Regions from separate parts of the Homo sapiens genome. Here region 1 is linked to region 2. The links are chromatin loops, found by intact Hi-C in ENCODE. Cell type or tissue: ovary. All regions are shown on one strand. Links, peaks and the distances in the headings refer to the core of each region. The heading gives the core; the rest is flanking DNA. Region 1 has its middle 130 kb from the start of ZNF618. Region 2 overlaps ZNF618 (zinc finger protein 618).

The links. A loop is a pair of places that touch in the nucleus more often than their neighbours do. Peaks named below come from ENCODE experiments on the same cell type or tissue, not always from the same donor. Only the 100,000 strongest peaks of a DNase experiment are listed, where the experiment ranks them.
Region 1: it touches region 2 in a loop (2.1-fold over the local background); 39 of 110 quality-filtered maps call a loop at or near these places.

What each region holds. Positions count from the first base shown.
Region 1 is chr9:113,739,973-113,748,303 of GRCh38, forward strand. No RefSeq gene overlaps it. Among named protein-coding and RNA genes, the nearest start is that of ZNF618, 130 kb to the right of the region's middle. In ovary, for the core only: no CTCF peak of the experiment used is centred there; no DNase peak of the experiment used is centred there.
Region 2 is chr9:114,029,975-114,038,305 of GRCh38, forward strand. It overlaps ZNF618 (zinc finger protein 618), which reads left to right. Exons shown (of 15, transcript NM_001318042.2): 12 at 2,671-2,754; 13 at 6,326-6,403. Among named protein-coding and RNA genes, the nearest start is that of AMBP, 44 kb to the right of the region's middle. In ovary, for the core only: no CTCF peak of the experiment used is centred there; DNase peaks (open chromatin) are centred at 3,607 and 5,457.

The DNA.
Region 1 (8,331 bases), core at 116-8,115, 290 kb before region 2:
TCACTGCATCCTCTCCACCAACCCTGACTCCAATCCCAGTGCTCACTGCACCCTCTCCCAACCCTGACTCCAATCCCAGTGCTCACTGCACCCCCTCCTAACCCTGACTCCAATCCCAGTGCTCACTGAACCCTCTCCCAACCCTGACTCCAATCCCAGTGCTCACTGCACCCCCTCCCAACCCTGACTCCAATCCCAGTGCTCACTGCATCCTCTCCCAACCCTGACTCCAATCCCAGTGCTCACTGCACCCATTCCACCAACCCTGACTCCAATCCCAGTGCTCACTGCACCCTCTCCACCAACCCTGACTCCAATCCCAGTGCTCAGTGCACCCGCTCCACCAACACTGACTCCAATCCCAGTGCTCACTGCACCCTCTCCACCAACCCTGACTCCAGTCCCAGTGCTCACTGCACCTTTTCCCAACCCTGACTCCAATCCCAGTGCTCACTGCACCCTCTCCCAACACTAACTCCAATCCCAGTACTCACTGCACCCTCTCCCAACCCTGACTCCAATCCCAGTGCTCACTGCACCCTCTCCACCAACCCTGACTCCAATCTCAGTGCTCACTGCATCCTCTCCCAACCCTGACTCCAATCCCAGTGCTCACTGCACCCATTCCACCAACCCTGACTCCAATCCCAGTGCTCACTGCACCCCCTCCCAACCCTGACTCCAATCCCAGTGCTCACTGCACCCTCTCCACCAACCCTGACTCCAGTCCCAGTGCTCACTGCACCTTCTCCCAACCCTGACTCCAATCCCAGTGCTCACTGCACCCTCTCCCAACCCTGACTCCAATCCCAGTACTCACTGCACCCTCTCCCAACCCTGACTCCAATCCCAGTGCTCACTGCACCCTCTCCACCAACCCTGACTCCAATCCCAGTGCTCATTGCACCCTCTCCACCAACCCTGACTCCAAGCCCAGTGCTCACTGCACCCTCTCCCAACCCTGACTCCAATCCCGGTGCTCACTGCACCCTCTCTGTGCTTCCAAACACGGAGTTTCATTACCATCAACTCACAACCCTGAGTGTGACTGTTTTCCAGGCATCCTGCTGATCTTTTGTTTTCTCTTTCCTTCTAATGGAGCATTTCCAGCTGGGGTGATTCATGGATCTGGGACCGCATGGCTCCCATTAACTTCGAGGAAAGTCATAAGGCAAAACCCACATCAATCAAGTCTCCAAATTACTCATCCATCTTTTCAGGTGACACATGGATTAAGATGAACGTGGAGTGAAGTGGGTATCATAGAATAACTATTTAGATTTATGAAAATCGTGTCAGAGCTTACACCAAGTCCCCAAATGGAAGCTTGCTCTGTTTTCACGGCATGGTTAAACTTCAGGGATAAGAGACAGAATGTCATAATAGAAAGGCCTTGAAGCTTGAAGTCTGAAGGGCTGGGACTCCCAGCTTCACTATTTGCTAGACTTTTGATCACCAGCAAGCCCTTTAACCCCTAAGAATCTGTTTTCTCGTTTTATTGTTCATCCTTCAAACAGACCAAAGAGTGAGTTATTATCCCCACTTCACAGATGTGGAAACTGAGGCACAGAGAGAGTAAGTGACTTGCTCAAGGTGATAAGACCACCAAGGAATGAAGCAGGGCTTGACACCCCTATATATGAGTCCAGAAACCTATATCCTTGTACCACTCTATCTCATAAATGAGATGGTGAGTCTAAAAGCACCAGATACTGGATAGGAGCTTAATATACCTTTACTGAATCTGAGTCTTGAGGATGAAGCCCATATCTTATCAATCCTTATTATTATTATTATTTTTGAGACAGAGTCTCACAGTGTCACCCGGGCTGGAGTACAGTGGTGTGATTTTGGCTCATTGCAACCTCCGCCTCCCGGGTTCACGAGATTCTCCTGCCTCAGCCTCCCAAGTAGCTGGGATTACAGGCGCACAGTAGGTTCTCAATTAATAGGAGTTGAGCTGCATTATTCCCCCATGGAAATGGTTCTGTTTTTATTTAATGATTTGCTTAGATGCATTTTAATATGCAGACCACAATGCTTCTTGTACAATATCTTCTGGACTGCGAGGCGCGGGCATTCATTATTTTATGAGACGCATATGTCATGCATAGCACAAGCCCTTTTCTTAAACCAACACAACATGCAAATAGAAATTTCATGTAAAATCACATTCAGACAGTCTCAAAGTAGAAACAGATGTCTGAAAAATATGAACGCCAGGCTTATTAAATATTTTATCATCAAATATTTCATACATTTCAAAAATGTCATCTGTGAAAACACAGAAATACCGCCTCAGGAGAACCAAAATATTTAATCACTTTCAAGAAATTCTTAAAAATAAGTCTTCACCTCAGAACTATTCCAGGCAGAGAACAAATTTCCAGGTGCTGCAAGCTATATTTATTATATTTTCATCAAAATCAGTAACCTAGTTGAAGGAGATACAGTAATCAGTAAGGTCATTATTAGGTAAGATAATGACTTCTGAATGAATTCTCTCATTAATCTCATTACAAAATGGTAATGGTACCTGACTAATCATGCCGGAGGGGAGAGCTGTGTTGAATCAGAGCAAAATTAAGGCTGTAATCCCAGAGCTGCCCCCACCGTTTCTTCATGAAAGCCTCACTTGGGGTTTCGGGATGGGCTGGAAGCCTCTGACAGGGCAGCCTGTTGATCTGAAGGTTGGGGCACCCCATGTGGCCAGGGGGAGAGTGAGATGGCTGAGTAGCAGTCAGGAAAACCAGCCTCTTCCTGCTTCTGTTGCTAACTTCCTGGGTTCCTTCGGAGACGTCATGCCTTCCTCTGGGTTCAGTTTCTGGGTTTTCTGATTTTTGTTCCCTGCTTCCACCCTTGCCCCTTTTATAGAGTCCATTCTCTACCCAGGAGCCAGCATGGCCCTGAAACTCATAAGCGTGGTCATGTCATTCCCAACAACGTTGTGCGTTTCACCCAGAGAAGGGGCCGTATTCCTACATGGACCACACCCCCTGTGTCACCTGCCTCCATTGCCTCTCTGACCTTATCTTCTACCATCTTTCCTGTCACTTGCTTCCCTTCAGCAACACTGACCTCCTTGCTGTTCCTGGGACACTGCAGGCATGTGCTTGCTGTTCCCTCTGCCTGGATTGTCCCCACCCCCATCCCATGTGTCCACATGACTCACCTCCTTCCCTCTTTCAAGTCTTTGCTCGAAGGTCACCTTCAGCAATGCCTACCCTGACCACCATATCGAACCCTGCAAACTCTGCATCAGCACCCCAATCTATGTTTTCTTTCTCTATGTCCTCACTGCCTTCTGACACACTATTGTTTCTTGTCTGTGTCTCTCACCCCCACCCCTCCCACCCCTGTTGGAATGTACGTCTGAGAGCTGGGATCCTGGTAGACTCATTGACATGCCCGGCACGTAGCCGATATGCAATAACTCTGATAAATGTGGAATTTATCACATGCTTGTAGATTCCCAATGTTGCTGGACACTAAGGGAGGAACCCCAGTGTGTGAGACCGATGACCAGGGACGACTAAGTGTGCATTCACTGCAGCGAGGTCCTCTGTTGGTGGGGCTGGCTTTGCTTTTTCATCCTGTTAGAAATTGGAGCCTCATCAAGTTCCTTTATTCCGATGAGAGCTAGCCTGAGTACACACATTCTTGGTGGCAGTGTCTGGAGTCAGAGAAATCTCAACAGCCAGGAGAGCTGGGCCAAATGGAGTGAGATGGAATTGACAGAGGTGAAAAGGAAGCCTTGTTCCGGGCTCCAACCCCAGTGTGCAGGTGCAGGGTGTGGGTGATGGGGGTTCCACAGGCACACGCATGCAAAAACCTCAAGGGTCTCAGCAGATGGGAATTCAGGCTGTTTGAATAGATTCCTCATGACAAAAATAAGACAGGTAGCAATCTCATACTAACCCTCACTGGTCCAACCACCTAGAATCAAGTCAGTTCTGCGGTTTACATTGGTGCCAAAGATAAAATGGAACATGGCGTGGTGGGGAGGTAGTTTTCATTAAATGCTCGATGAGTTAAGCTCTGAATTAACACATGAATATATTTGTTTCTGTGTGCCCCATTTTATGGGGATGCAATAATAAATTGTCCAGAGCTAACAGGGGGCCTGAAAACCATACCACCGAAGGGACAATGAAAAAAACAAAGGGAAGTTTAACCTGAATAACAGAAGGCAGGGTGAGAATAGGCCCCGTCTTTAGTAACTGCAGGACCAGCACGTGAAAGCTGGATTACTTTAATATGGCTTTAGAACAGGGATTGCTGGTAACCAATCCAAGTGCCACCACGTGCCACTTCCAACCCAGTGGCAAACATCATTAATCAATCATAAATACTTTCCCATAAAGCCAGACCAAGTCTCAGAACCCTTCTCAACACAGTGTCCCAAACTCCCTCACCCAAATTGAACGAACACACAAGGTAAAATAAAATTGTGATACTTTGCCTAGAACAATGATTGAGAGCTCGTTAACATTAAGAAAAACACATTTTGCTAGACGCGAAGATGGAGTATCCTGGGATGGGATGGGGGGGCAGTGAGTTTCTAGACCATTATTGTTTAAGAAGAGGTTGTTTCTCTCCCTTCCTTCCCATGATGGTGTCCAGTGACAAGGTTGGCATCTGAGCTCTCATTGGTACACGGGACGCATTTCCAGTGTTGAGAGCTCAGACCTGTAGTTATATCTAACAAAGCGCCTTAACAGCTAAGGATAGTGATTAGTGCTCAAAAACAGCAGGCACAAGGCCCTTCAATGCAGTGAACGGTGCCCTGGAAATGCTTCCTGATTGCTCCCAGGAAGTTCTGCCATTTTCCCCTGCTAACCAGGTCCCAATGTCAACAGCTCTTGCCAGTACTACATTCCTTGGATTTTGGCTCATATACTACTTAATGTCCAGGTTCAGCGGTTCATCTCGTAGCACCCCTGCCCCAGGGCCCTTTTGCCAGTGACTATGGGTGTCTGTGGTGAGCCTACACCCTGGCAACTTCAGCCGTGTTTCCTGCTAGGGCATATGGGAACTTCCAGCTCCTCTATGTGATGGAGAGAAAGGAACTGGGCTCTCTCTCAGCCTAATTATACCACACCTGAATTCCTTTCAGCTGCCCATGTTGGTGCAGGAGTGCTCTTAAAGGTTCTGCCTCCCAGAGTAATGAAAGATACAATGGAGCATAAGTGTATTCTCCCTTCAACTTTCCACCTATGATATCCACAAGACCTTTCTGCCACCTATTCCTTCCCTGCCCCATCCTGGGATTTCCACTGTAAAAGAGAGCCAGGACACTTGAGTCTCTTCTTGGCATATTTCCTCCTCTCTCCTCATTTTTCCTTTCCTTCCCCTTTCTGTCTGATGGGAACTTACCTTATCAATCATCATCTTCTCTATAATGCGACTTTATAGAAAAATTGCACAATCTGAGATCATCAGCCTCTGTTCTTGATGGTAAAGAAGCATTTAGAATTTAAAGAACTTTAATCTTTCTCAACAAAGCCTATCTTTTAAGCTATTGCCTCAAAACTCTAGTCTGATTTAAAGTAGAACAATGACTTTTTTGGCCTAAACGCTAGGTGGTACACACATCTGTTTCTGAAGAAATAAAGATCATTGAGTGAATGGAAAGCCACAGGACATATGACTCGTGGAAGGAAAAACTTGATTTTCTATCTTAAAAAGTTGTTTTCTATGGAATAACCAAAGTGTATAAGAATATTTGTGTTTGGGGGTGTTCACTATAGTATTATTTGTCGTTAAAATAAAATTGGAAGCAACCTGAATGTCCACGAAAAGGGGATCAGTTAAGTTGGGGTTTTTAATGTTATAGGATATTGTTCATTCACATGGGTAAAATTTTGTAGTATTAGATGAAGAAAGCATATTATAAAATAGCATATTCAATATGACTTTGTAAAAAAGTATATAACTGTCTATCTCCGGATGATAAAATGAGTGATTTTTAAAATGTTCTTCTTTGAGCTTTTTTATATTTTTGAAATTACTATTGAACATCTGTTAGTTTTGTGGTCAGAAACGAATGACAAATGCTCTGTTTATTTTATGGAGAAGAAAATACAGATGATCTCTTGATGGGGATGAGAGGGCACAGAGGATGCTGTGACCATTCTAGTCTCTCTAAGTCCAGAGACTCTAGTTCTGTGATGCCCCCAACTTTGACCTCTGGCTGTGTGGTATGATGACAGAGTGGAAAGGTCCACTCCAGGTTTGGTGGTTCCCAAGCCCTTGGACAATAGCCAGTGCTCCAACAAGTACAGAAAGTGCCTGCTCCCAACGAAGCCTTCCCACCATAGCAATACTCCAGTTGATTACAGAACTATGATGCCAAGAGAGCTTTCTGCCTGTGCTCAAGCCTTGAGTACGCTGGAGCTTCAATCTTTTATGAAACAGCTTTTCGTTTCTTCTTTCTTTACCAAGGGCTTTTACAAGCCACTGAGTGGTTCTTTGTGCATCAATTTTTAATCTTGTTAAGGTTTCTTTTTCCACTTGACCAGTCCTCAGTTTATAAATAACACATCAAAAATTTGCTCCAATTCTTTCTGTAGGCTTTGTTTGCGTTTGTTTAAAAATGGTCTCCTATTGAGAAGGAAGAAAGTGGTGAACACATCACTGTCTGCCTGTGTCCTCCCCCATATACAGACTTTCCATGGCTCCCTATGCCAGTCAGAGCAAGCCCAGACTTCTCCACGTAGCACTCAAGGCATGCCATGACCTGGCCTAACCATCTTTTCTAGCTCAGTTCCTCCCATCATTCTCCCAACACACCCCAGAAGCCAGGAACAACTGCTGTTCCAGGCCGTGTTCCACCTTACAGTCTTCCTCCCTGTGCTCACCCCACGTCCTCTATTGGGAGTGCCTGAAAAGACCTGGAGTGATTTTGATTTAACATGTTTCTGTATGGTTCTCTGTGAGTTATGTTTCAGTTTCTGACATGCTAGATTTGCCTAGTTCCCTTGTAGATATGGCTATAGTTTAATAGAGTCTGGACTTGAAGATCAGACAGATCTGTGTTTGAATTACACTCTGTGGCATTGGTCAAGAATTGATAGCTTCATTCATCTATTCATAAAATGGAGAGAGTAATGCCCACCCAACAGATCAGTTATAAGAATAGAATACTATTGCTTATGTAAAACTATGGAGTAATGGGCCTGGTACATAGGAAGAGCTCAAAAATTATGAAATCTGGGTCTTAGGCAATATTTGTATATCCAACTGCTCAAGTATGTTTGAAACACCTGTATGCTCACCACCTAGATTCAACAGTTGTTAACATTTGGTCATATATGCTTTATCTATCTATATCTATTCATCTAGCCATCCATTATCTACATATCTATCTGTCCGTCTTCTATCAATTTAGAGCTATGTAACCATCTCTCTCTCTTTTCTTTGGGGGGCGGGCTGTAGTACTTGAAAGAAGTTGCAGATATAATTCTTCAACACTCATGCATCTAAAAATAAGAACATTCTCTTACACAACCAAATGCCACTTTGAATCTAAGAACATTCACAATAATCCTATATTATCTAATATCAAGTCCTCATTAAAATTTCCCAATTGTCCCCAAAATGTTTTTATAGTTTGCCCCTAACCAAGATCCAATTAAGGTTCACATATTGCATTTGGTTGTTATATTTCCTCTGTCTCCTTTAATCTTGAACATCTCTCACCTAGGCCTTTATTGACTTTTGAAAATATTAGGCTACTACTGTCTTGTAGAATGTTTCACATTTTGGAGTTTCCTGCTTGTTTCCTTGTCACATCTTTTAACATTTTACCCCCATCTCTTGTATTTTTCATCAACTAATTGGCATAGATTATAGATCCCCCTAAAATGGCCAGGTAAAGACTTCATTCTTTCATTACCAAGTTTCAGAGTAAGGAGTTGGGGTAACAGTCCCTTTGGTGCTGGCCTCCGAGTTTCCCTCTTCTCTGTCTCTTTTTCTCTCTGTTTTTCTCTCTTTTAAAGTATTCACTAAGATCTCTTGGATCTTTTTTTCTTCTATCCATCCCTCTATCCATCCATAAATTCATCTAGGTATGATGTAACGATCCAATTTTATGATTTCCCAAGTGACTAGTTGTCCTATATCATTTGTGTTAAAGTTCATATTTCTCCAAAGATTTGAGATTCCTCCTTCAGTAACATCAAATTTCCATGTGTAGTGGGTCTATTTCTGGTCTTTTTATCCTGTTCTATTGATATATCTGTTAAATTATGTGTTAATACTATATCATTATAATTTTAGAGGTTTTCTTATATATTTTAGTATCTGAGAGAACTAGCTCCTCTGGCTATT
Region 2 (8,331 bases), core at 221-8,220:
TGTGGGTTGTAGGGCAGAGTGATGATGTGGTGCCTCTGGGACCGCGGGCCCTTCAGTTGTCCTCAGGAGACCAAAGCCATTTCTTAAATAAATAGATGATCAAGGTGAGAACTCAGGTAAAGGATCCACTTGGTTCATTCGGTGACTGACAACCCAGCCGAGTGATTAAGCCGTGCTTTCCTTTACTCCTCAGTTCAGGAGGCTAATTTTGGGCAAGGGCGTGATTCTTCGAAGATATGTTTATTGTGCTTAGATCTCCCAAAAGGAGAGTAGTCAGTCAGCCTTGAAGGTTTGAAGGTCATGGTTTTTCAGGTACCGTGTTGAGAAAAGCCAGTAGCCGTTGTGTTTTTCAACAGTAGCATAAATTAGTTAGAAGCAAATTGGTCATCACGGTCTCATTGGTGATAGATATCGGCTCCACTAAATCATGGAATCGTGGCTTTCAAATCTTGCTTTCTCTCTTGCACTTTGTGGCTGGGAGTTTTTATGCCTGCGGTTTCTGCAGAGGGCGGCCCACAGGGTGTGGTACGTGGCCGGTCTCCAGCTTCAGTGTCTCTGAGTAGGCATTCAGCAAGCTATGGGACAGGCCTCAGGCTGCCTTCATGTGCCTTGGAAGACTTGTGGGTAGGGGTCACCTCTGGATTCACCAGCTGAGCAGGTCAGAGGGCATCCGGTTGGGAGCAGGAGCCTGCATGGGAGATAAGATAGTATGTGGTTGAGGAAGAAACTGTCAGTCACCTCCTGGTCCTGGAATAAGTGGCCCTTCATGTGTGTATGGGCACGTCCCTGTATGGGATTTCACCTCTGGTGCTGCATGTTGATTTTTCAGCCAGAGGTACTTGTGGCAAGGAAAGCTATTCAAAATGTGCATTATCAGCTGAGCAGTGTAAGAGTTTGCAGCCTCAATTGTGGTAAGTTTACCAGCATGCTGGTCAGAAGTCCTCCATAGATGAGTACCAGTCACCCAACGTACACAAGGATGAAGATGGAGTAGGCAGTCACTTCTCCACACAAGGCCTTTTTCAAAAGGAAGCACCTCCCCCTAAAGTGAAGTCTGATTCTGCCGTCTTGGAGGGTTAGGAGTACATCCAACCCCAGTAACTTGACAATCTCACTCTTTCCTCTGTTTTTTCACCTGTGAAATGGGAATGACAGTGCAGCCCTCACAGGGCTTTTGGGAGAATTAGAGGGAACTTGGATGTAAAGTATCTGGTCCAGTGCCTGGTACATAGGAGGTGCTCAGCGAATGAGAGCCCCCCACCCCCACCCCTTTCCCTAGACCGAGAACAGAGGGGCCTTCTGTGCCAATTTGTAGATGCTCCCTGGGACTCTCAGCCCAGGCATTTCACAGGCACATTTTGAAGGGAGGGTTGTCCTTGTAATGTTAGCTGCAGCCTCTGCAGGAAGGAGCCTGTGTCAGGAGACGTTGTTACAGTGGGATGACAGGGGTCGGGGGGAGGTGGGAATTGGGCAGGGTCTGCAGGCACTGCCTCTGGCTTCCTTTCCCATTGTCCCCATGACCATCCGCAACCCTGGCACCCACAAACTAAGCACTTGCTCTTCCGGAGCAGGGTGGACCAGGTGAGAGTGGCATTTCCCAAAGTGCATTCTCAAGATCACCAATTTTGTGAGATATTTCAGAATCTAATGTTTTAAAAATGGGGTTCTGTGGGAACCCCTCTTATGTTTGGGGAAGGCCAGGTTAAGTAAATCTAAATGGGTCTGTTTGCGGGCAGACTTTGCGGAGCCTTTGATATCTTTGGGCAAATTGTTTCTCCTTAAGAAATGCACTGGGTCAGCTGCACATCCCAAATTGACTGGTTCCCTGAGGTCTTTATCTCTGGGATCGTCCGGCATCCCCCTCATGCCTAGAGCACCTTGGAAAAGCTGGGCTGTCTTCCAGCTCGGATCATCTGTTTCAATACCTTCTGCAGGTGGGGGTGGGGGATAAAAATTCATGGTTTTCCACCTGGTTGGACCCTATCTCTGCATTGCAGGGTTTCCAGAGAGCACTTGGAAGAGGGTGGGCCCCTCAGGTAGATGGCAGCCTGTAAGCAGAGACACCCCAGTAGTCACTCAGGGGGAACCCATCCCTTCCGCTGGGGGAACAACTGACCAGACTTTGCCTGGGTTTGGCCTCTGGGGGTGTGGGGCTACCCCTGCTCTCCCTGTCACGCCATCTGTTGCAGGATACCCTCCCTGTCACCAGGGACCACCTAGCTGATGGAGCTGGAATCACCAGAAAACATGCTGTCATCATCTATGCACTTCGGTGGGGCCCGTGGCAGCAGAATCTGACAGGGAGTGGTGGGCGGTAGATCCAATGATTTGCTGTCACGGTTGTGGCTCTCCAGGAGCCAAAGATGGGAGACTCAGGCCCATTTGCCATCTGCTCTCCTGCTGGATTTCATCTTTGTGTTTTTGGGCATGTCACTCCCCCGGCCCCCGTGCCTGGGCCTCCTGGGCCCTGCCAGGAGGGTCTCTTGGGGCCCTGCCAAGGGACTAGGCCACTCAGAGGGTCCTGGGGAGATCTGGCTTGAGGTCCTGGAGCCCTCACGAGAGCTAGTTGGCCCAGCAGAGTCCTTGGCCTTCACCCAGCCTACCCCTCCCTTGAGACCTAGTGCTGACCAATCACCATTGTTTTCTTTCTCTCTCCTGTCCCCCACCCAGCAGAAAGCGCTTTCAGTCGGAGAGTAGAAGGCAAAGCACAAAACCACTTTGAAGAGACGAACAGCAGTTCGCAGAACTCCAGCGGTGAGTGTGCCCCTTGACAGCCATCCTGTGCGGTAGCTGCCAGCTTCGCCCGCTCCCCCCTGGCAGCCGCGGCAGCATCCTGTGGGCTGGGGTCTTTGTGGTGCATTATGGATCTTGTTGGGAGGAGGCTGGGAGCAGGGAATTAGAGGGAGACCACAGAGGCAGGAGGGGCCTTTTCTTCCAGGGACATTCCTCTGAGCCTTGGGCATCAGTGGACAATGCCTCCTCTCTGTCTCCCCCATGGAGAGAGCAACACCCCTCCCCATAGCCTGCGGCATCAACTCAGCTGACCCCAGATGATTGGGCCTGAGAGAGCCACTGCTATGTTTTTAGGGTAGATGTCTCAGCCAGTTTCTTTACAGGAGAAGCAAAGGAAGTGCAGTTGAGAGAGCTCTAAGAGGCCGGGCGCCGTGGCTCACACCTGTAATCCCAGCACTTTGGGAGGCCAAGGTGGGTGGGTCACTTGAGGTCAGGAGTTCGAGACCAACCTGGCCAACATGGTGAAATCCCATCTCTACTAAAAATACAGTAGCTGTAGTCCCAGTTACTCAGGAGGCTGAGGCAGGAGAATCACTTGAACCCAGGAGGCAGAGGTTGGAATGAGCCAAGATTGCACCACTGCACTCCAGCCTGGGTGACAGAGCGAGACTCTGTCTCAAAAAGAGAGAGAGAGAGAGAGAGAGAGAGAGAGAGCTGTGAGAGCCAGAGGCTCCAAGTTCTGGTCTCATTTTGGCCCTGGAGCCACTGGAACGAAGATTCCCTTCCAGCCCCTACCTGCTCAAGTGGGTTTAAACTGAGGCTCTAGGTGGTCTCTGGCGCCCCCTGACGCCTGCCTCTTCCAGGACCGCGGCAGAGCCCTAGAATGTCCAGAGCAGCAGCCAAGGGGCCTCTCCCACCAGACCCGGGGTCAGCCTGGGGGGTGCCTGGCTGGTCACCAGCAGCCTCTGTCCGAGCAGGGCACAGCAAGCTGTTCTGTACCCTGAGAGGCAGGGCAGGAGGGGAGAGGAATTCTCACATTGTGGTTACATTAGGGGAAGGCACCCACTCACTTTCTTGCATGGTTGAAATTTAATTCACTACATATTAGGTGTCAGCCTGTGCCAGGCACTGGGCTGGGCACTACTGCCTGGGTGTGGACAGGTGACGAACACATCACAACTGTCGGGGACCCTCTGAGACAGCCAGGAGCGCAGACTTGAGTGTGGAGGCATCTGCCTAGTAACAGGAGCTCCACTTCGGGCTGTTACTCACATATGAACCCCAGCTCCACCACTTACTAGCTGGTGACTTAGGCTAGTCTCTGAATTCCTCCTCTGCTGTAAAGTGGCTTGATGAACACACACAGCCCCGTGGTGGTTGTGAACATTCAGTGAGTCCCTGGCACAGATTACATACTCAGGTGTTAGGGTTTTTTGGTGGTGATAGTTGGTCATTTTTATTTTTTAAGTAAACCAAGTGATTTGATGACTGCTTTGCGGAAGGGAATGAGGTTTTGAACAACGTAATCCACCCAACCTCTCCAAGAGGTGGGCCTGAAAGGGATGGAGTGACTTGCCCAAGGCCACACAGGAATAAGTAGTAGCGCCGGGCTGGAACCGAGGTCTCCAGATGTGCCCTGTGCTCCCAGCCAAGCCATGCTGCACCCCCATGCGTCCCCTGCCCCCAGAGCTAATATTCACAATCGGGAACGATAGCGCAAGCACTGCTGCTGCTGCTGCTGCTGTTGGCAGCCACCATTGATTGAGCGCTTACTGTGTGCCTGGCATGTGTTCAGAGCTTTATATGTCTTATCTGTCTTCCTCCTTTCCACAGCCCCATGGGGGTCAATGTTATTGTTATCCCCACTTTTTGGAGTGGGAAACTGAGGCTCAGGAGAGGTGGATTGCTGCCCTAGGTCCCCCAGATTATAAGTGGTGGAGCCAGGATTCCCCATCTAGACCATCTGGCCCCGCTGTGCTGCCTGCTGCGTTTGAGGCTTGCCAACCTCTGGCAGTGCCAGGAAGTGAGGGAGAGATGCCAGCCAGCAGGAGCCCTCCAAAGCACAGCCGCTCTTGGTGGCTGCTCTGGTGTTTGGTACCAAACATCCCCACCCTGGTGCCAGAACCTAGAAGTAGCTGCCAGCTCCCTGTCCTGAAGTGAGCTGCCATGCAAGGATGTCTTCTCACCAGTACTCATGTGTCCTCACTCTTTCAGAGTGTAGGGTGTCCCGGAGGGATGGCAGTGACTTGTCTTGCCCTGCCTGGTGGCCCCAGCACCCACAGTAAACCTTGATCCTCTGAAAGGCATGGCCTCTGTGTCAAGCCTCCCTGCAACCCCACCCCAGATTGTGAGCCTTCCTCTCGGATGCTCCCCACTCCTCTGAAAGCCCCATCTGGCTCACTGGTTATTAAGAATAAAAATTATGACTATCAGCACAGAACAGCAGAACTAGAAGAGATGGCTAAACTGTTTCTCTTTTGCAGAAACTGCAAGTCCCCTGATTTCCAACCCTTTCCCTCTCCTACAGAGTAAGTGATGGTCCCGTTGGGGGGCTGGAGAGGGCAAGGCAGGGCAGGGAAGGAACTCAGCCAGCCACGTGCTCCTGGAGCCTCCAGGCTGTGTGAGATGGGCCTTGGGCTGCCCTCCCGGGCAGACCCGGCAGCTGGTGGAGGCAGGCCGAGGTCCAGCCCTGGGCGGGTGGAGCAGTTTGGACGGGGTGGGGCAGAGCCCTGACCAGCAGCAGCCTTGGCTCTGCTGCCCCAGCCCTGGCAGGAGCTCAGGCCTTCCCATTCACGGTCGTCGGGCAGCCTCAGGACACCTCTTCCGAGCCCCATCGCAGCCGTCTTTTTCTTCTTTTCCTTGCTCTTCTTCCCACCCCTCTTTCTTTTTCCTCTTCCTTCTGTCCTTCTCCCTCTTCCTTCTCTCCTCCTCCCTCTTCTCTGCCAGGCACTGACGTGAGTGCTAAGAGTAGAGAGCTGAGTGATCCAGGCCCCTGCACCCCTTGTGCCTGTTCCTACGCGTGCCCTCCCTCACTCCTCCCTCCCTCTCCTCCCTTTCCGCATCAGATCCCCACTTCCTCCTGCTTCTCTGTGGCTTTTTCCACTTCTTACCCTTTTCCTTCTTGTTTTCCTTATGTCTGTTACCTTGGTTTTTATTCATTCATACATTCATTCATTTGTTCACTTGGCAAATAGTGACCTCATGTGGTTCCAGAGAGAGAGCTGGGGCTGTGACACCCTGAGACTCAGTCTCTGCCCCAAGAGGGCCGTTGGTCTGTTGATGTTGATGTTGTCCTCCCTACCCCCATCTCAAGTGCGCCGAACAGTGGCTGGCACGCAGTAAGCACTCAATAAATAGCTGCTCAATTGAGCTAATGGTCTCTCTCTGCATGGCTTCCTCTCTCCATCATTCCTTCACCCAGCTTCTCCCTCATGGGTCTAGTGACGGGGGAGGCAGGCAGGCTGGGCCCGGAGCCCTGAGCACAGAGACCCGGTGTGTGTTTGGGTTCCCACTTGCAAAGCTGCCTGCAGCCCAGCAGAAGGTGTCTGCGTCGGTTCCACCCCTCACGTGGCTGCCGCATTTCTCCCTCCAGAACCCTACACCTGCGGCGCCTGTGGGATCCAGTTCCAGTTCTACAACAACCTGTTGGAGCACATGCAGTCCCATGCAGGTAAGTAGGATACGGCTTCTCTCCCCCTCTCCTTCCTCAGTTCCTGCAAATTGAAGAGATGGTTAGGGCCTGACCTGAGGCCCCTGGAGAAGGCCGCTCTTTCCTGGAAAATGGTCACAGGACATGGAACCTGCTTGCAGGGAGCCCCAGTCAGTCAGTTATTAACACAGGCTGGTCTGTGCTCTGCAGGTGGGGGCGGTGGGGAGGCAGCACAGGCTCTGTGGGAACACGGAGAGGTGGGACAGAGTTGAAGAGACTTCCTGGAGGTGGTGGCCTCTTGGCTGGTCCTAAAGGCCAAGTAGGAGCTAGCCTGGAAGCGAAATGTGCAGGTGGAAATGGAACATGGTTTGAGATCAAGGTGAGCAGAGACAGAAGGTGGGGATGGAGAGACATGCAGCCCAAGGCAAGCTGGGCTAAGGCCCACCTCAGAGCAGAGTCTCATTCACTAACACCCTATGTCCCAGAATGCAGTTGCGCCCAAACCTGAGGACACATCAGAATTACCAGGAGGGCTTGCTTGAGCACAGATTTCTAGGCTCCATTGTGAATTTCTGATTCTGTAGGTCTGCAGAGGTGGGGACTAGGATTTGCATTTCTGGTAAGTCTTAAGACAGTGCTGATGCTACTGGTTCAGGGACCGCCCTTTGAGAACCACTGCTCTAGAGCTACAGGTGCAGTCATCTGCTCTCTAGGCAGCCTTTTTATTACATTTCACCACGGCATAACACAAGTCTCAGGGAGACAGTATGTGCTGGAATAAGTAAATAATTCCAAATTCTCAGTGGTTAAACATACAGACCATTTACTTCTCACCCACATTATAGCCCAATGCACATGATCTAGTTGGGTGGCTTCCACATGGTGATTCAGGGATCAAGGCTCTTTTTTCTATTGGCTCCGTCCTCCTCTAGATCTTCAGCATCCTCTCTCTTTGTGGATGGGGAGAGAGACTATGGGGCAAGCACACTTCTTTACCATTTCAGACCACAAGTGACACCTGTAAATGCTCAAATTCCAGTGTGGAGAATTAGCCACATGACCAGCCTGAACCCATGGGTGGAAGCGTGTCCAGAGCCACTGTCCCGGGACAGTTGGCCACTCTGCAAAGGGAAACGTGAGTCTGGGGAGGCAGTTAGCTGTCCCTCCACCCCTTTCCCCAGAGGAATTCTCTAGAGGCATTAGAAATAATGGGTGAGACGTGCCTGACATAATGGTGCTCAGTAATTGGTAGCTGCTGTTATTTCACCTGTTATTGTTATTGTACAAATCTTTCACATCATCTCCCAGGTCTGGCCTGACTGGCATAGAGTATTACAGGACTAGAATCTCTTTTAGGCTAAGTACTGTTCTGTTAGCGTAGTCTCTATCATTCATTCATCCATCCAGCATATATTAATTGGGTATCTGCTGTATATTAGGCATGAAATCAGATGATCTTTTTGGGGAGCCTATTATTTATTTCTAATGAACTTAAAATCAGGACAGAGCTCTGGAGTGGCAGCCAAGGCACTTGCCTCGGAGACCTGCTCTAACTGGTGTGTCTGGGTGCTGTGTGACCTCCTGCAGGAAGCTGTGTCTCCATCTCTAAAGCAAGGGCCTGAAAATCCCCTTCCCCACACCACGCTTCCCGCCCCCTGCTTTCCTTTGCTGTCAGCTGTGCCTCACCAGGGAAGGCCTTGAATGCCAGCTCAAGGTGTTTAGACCCCATGGGGAAGCAGGATCCTCGGGCTAGGGACAGCAGTTGGCAGGCTGCTTGGGAACCACTGCCTGAACATATCGCTTGGTCCTGAGACTCCCACAGCACAGCCTTCTGCACTCCTCCTCTGAATCCTCGGCACTCTGCCTGCGCCCTGCCAGCTTCTGGAAGCTGAGCTGTGATTAGGGAAGAGCCTGGGTGCCAGTGCTTTCCCATCCCTGGAGGCCATTAA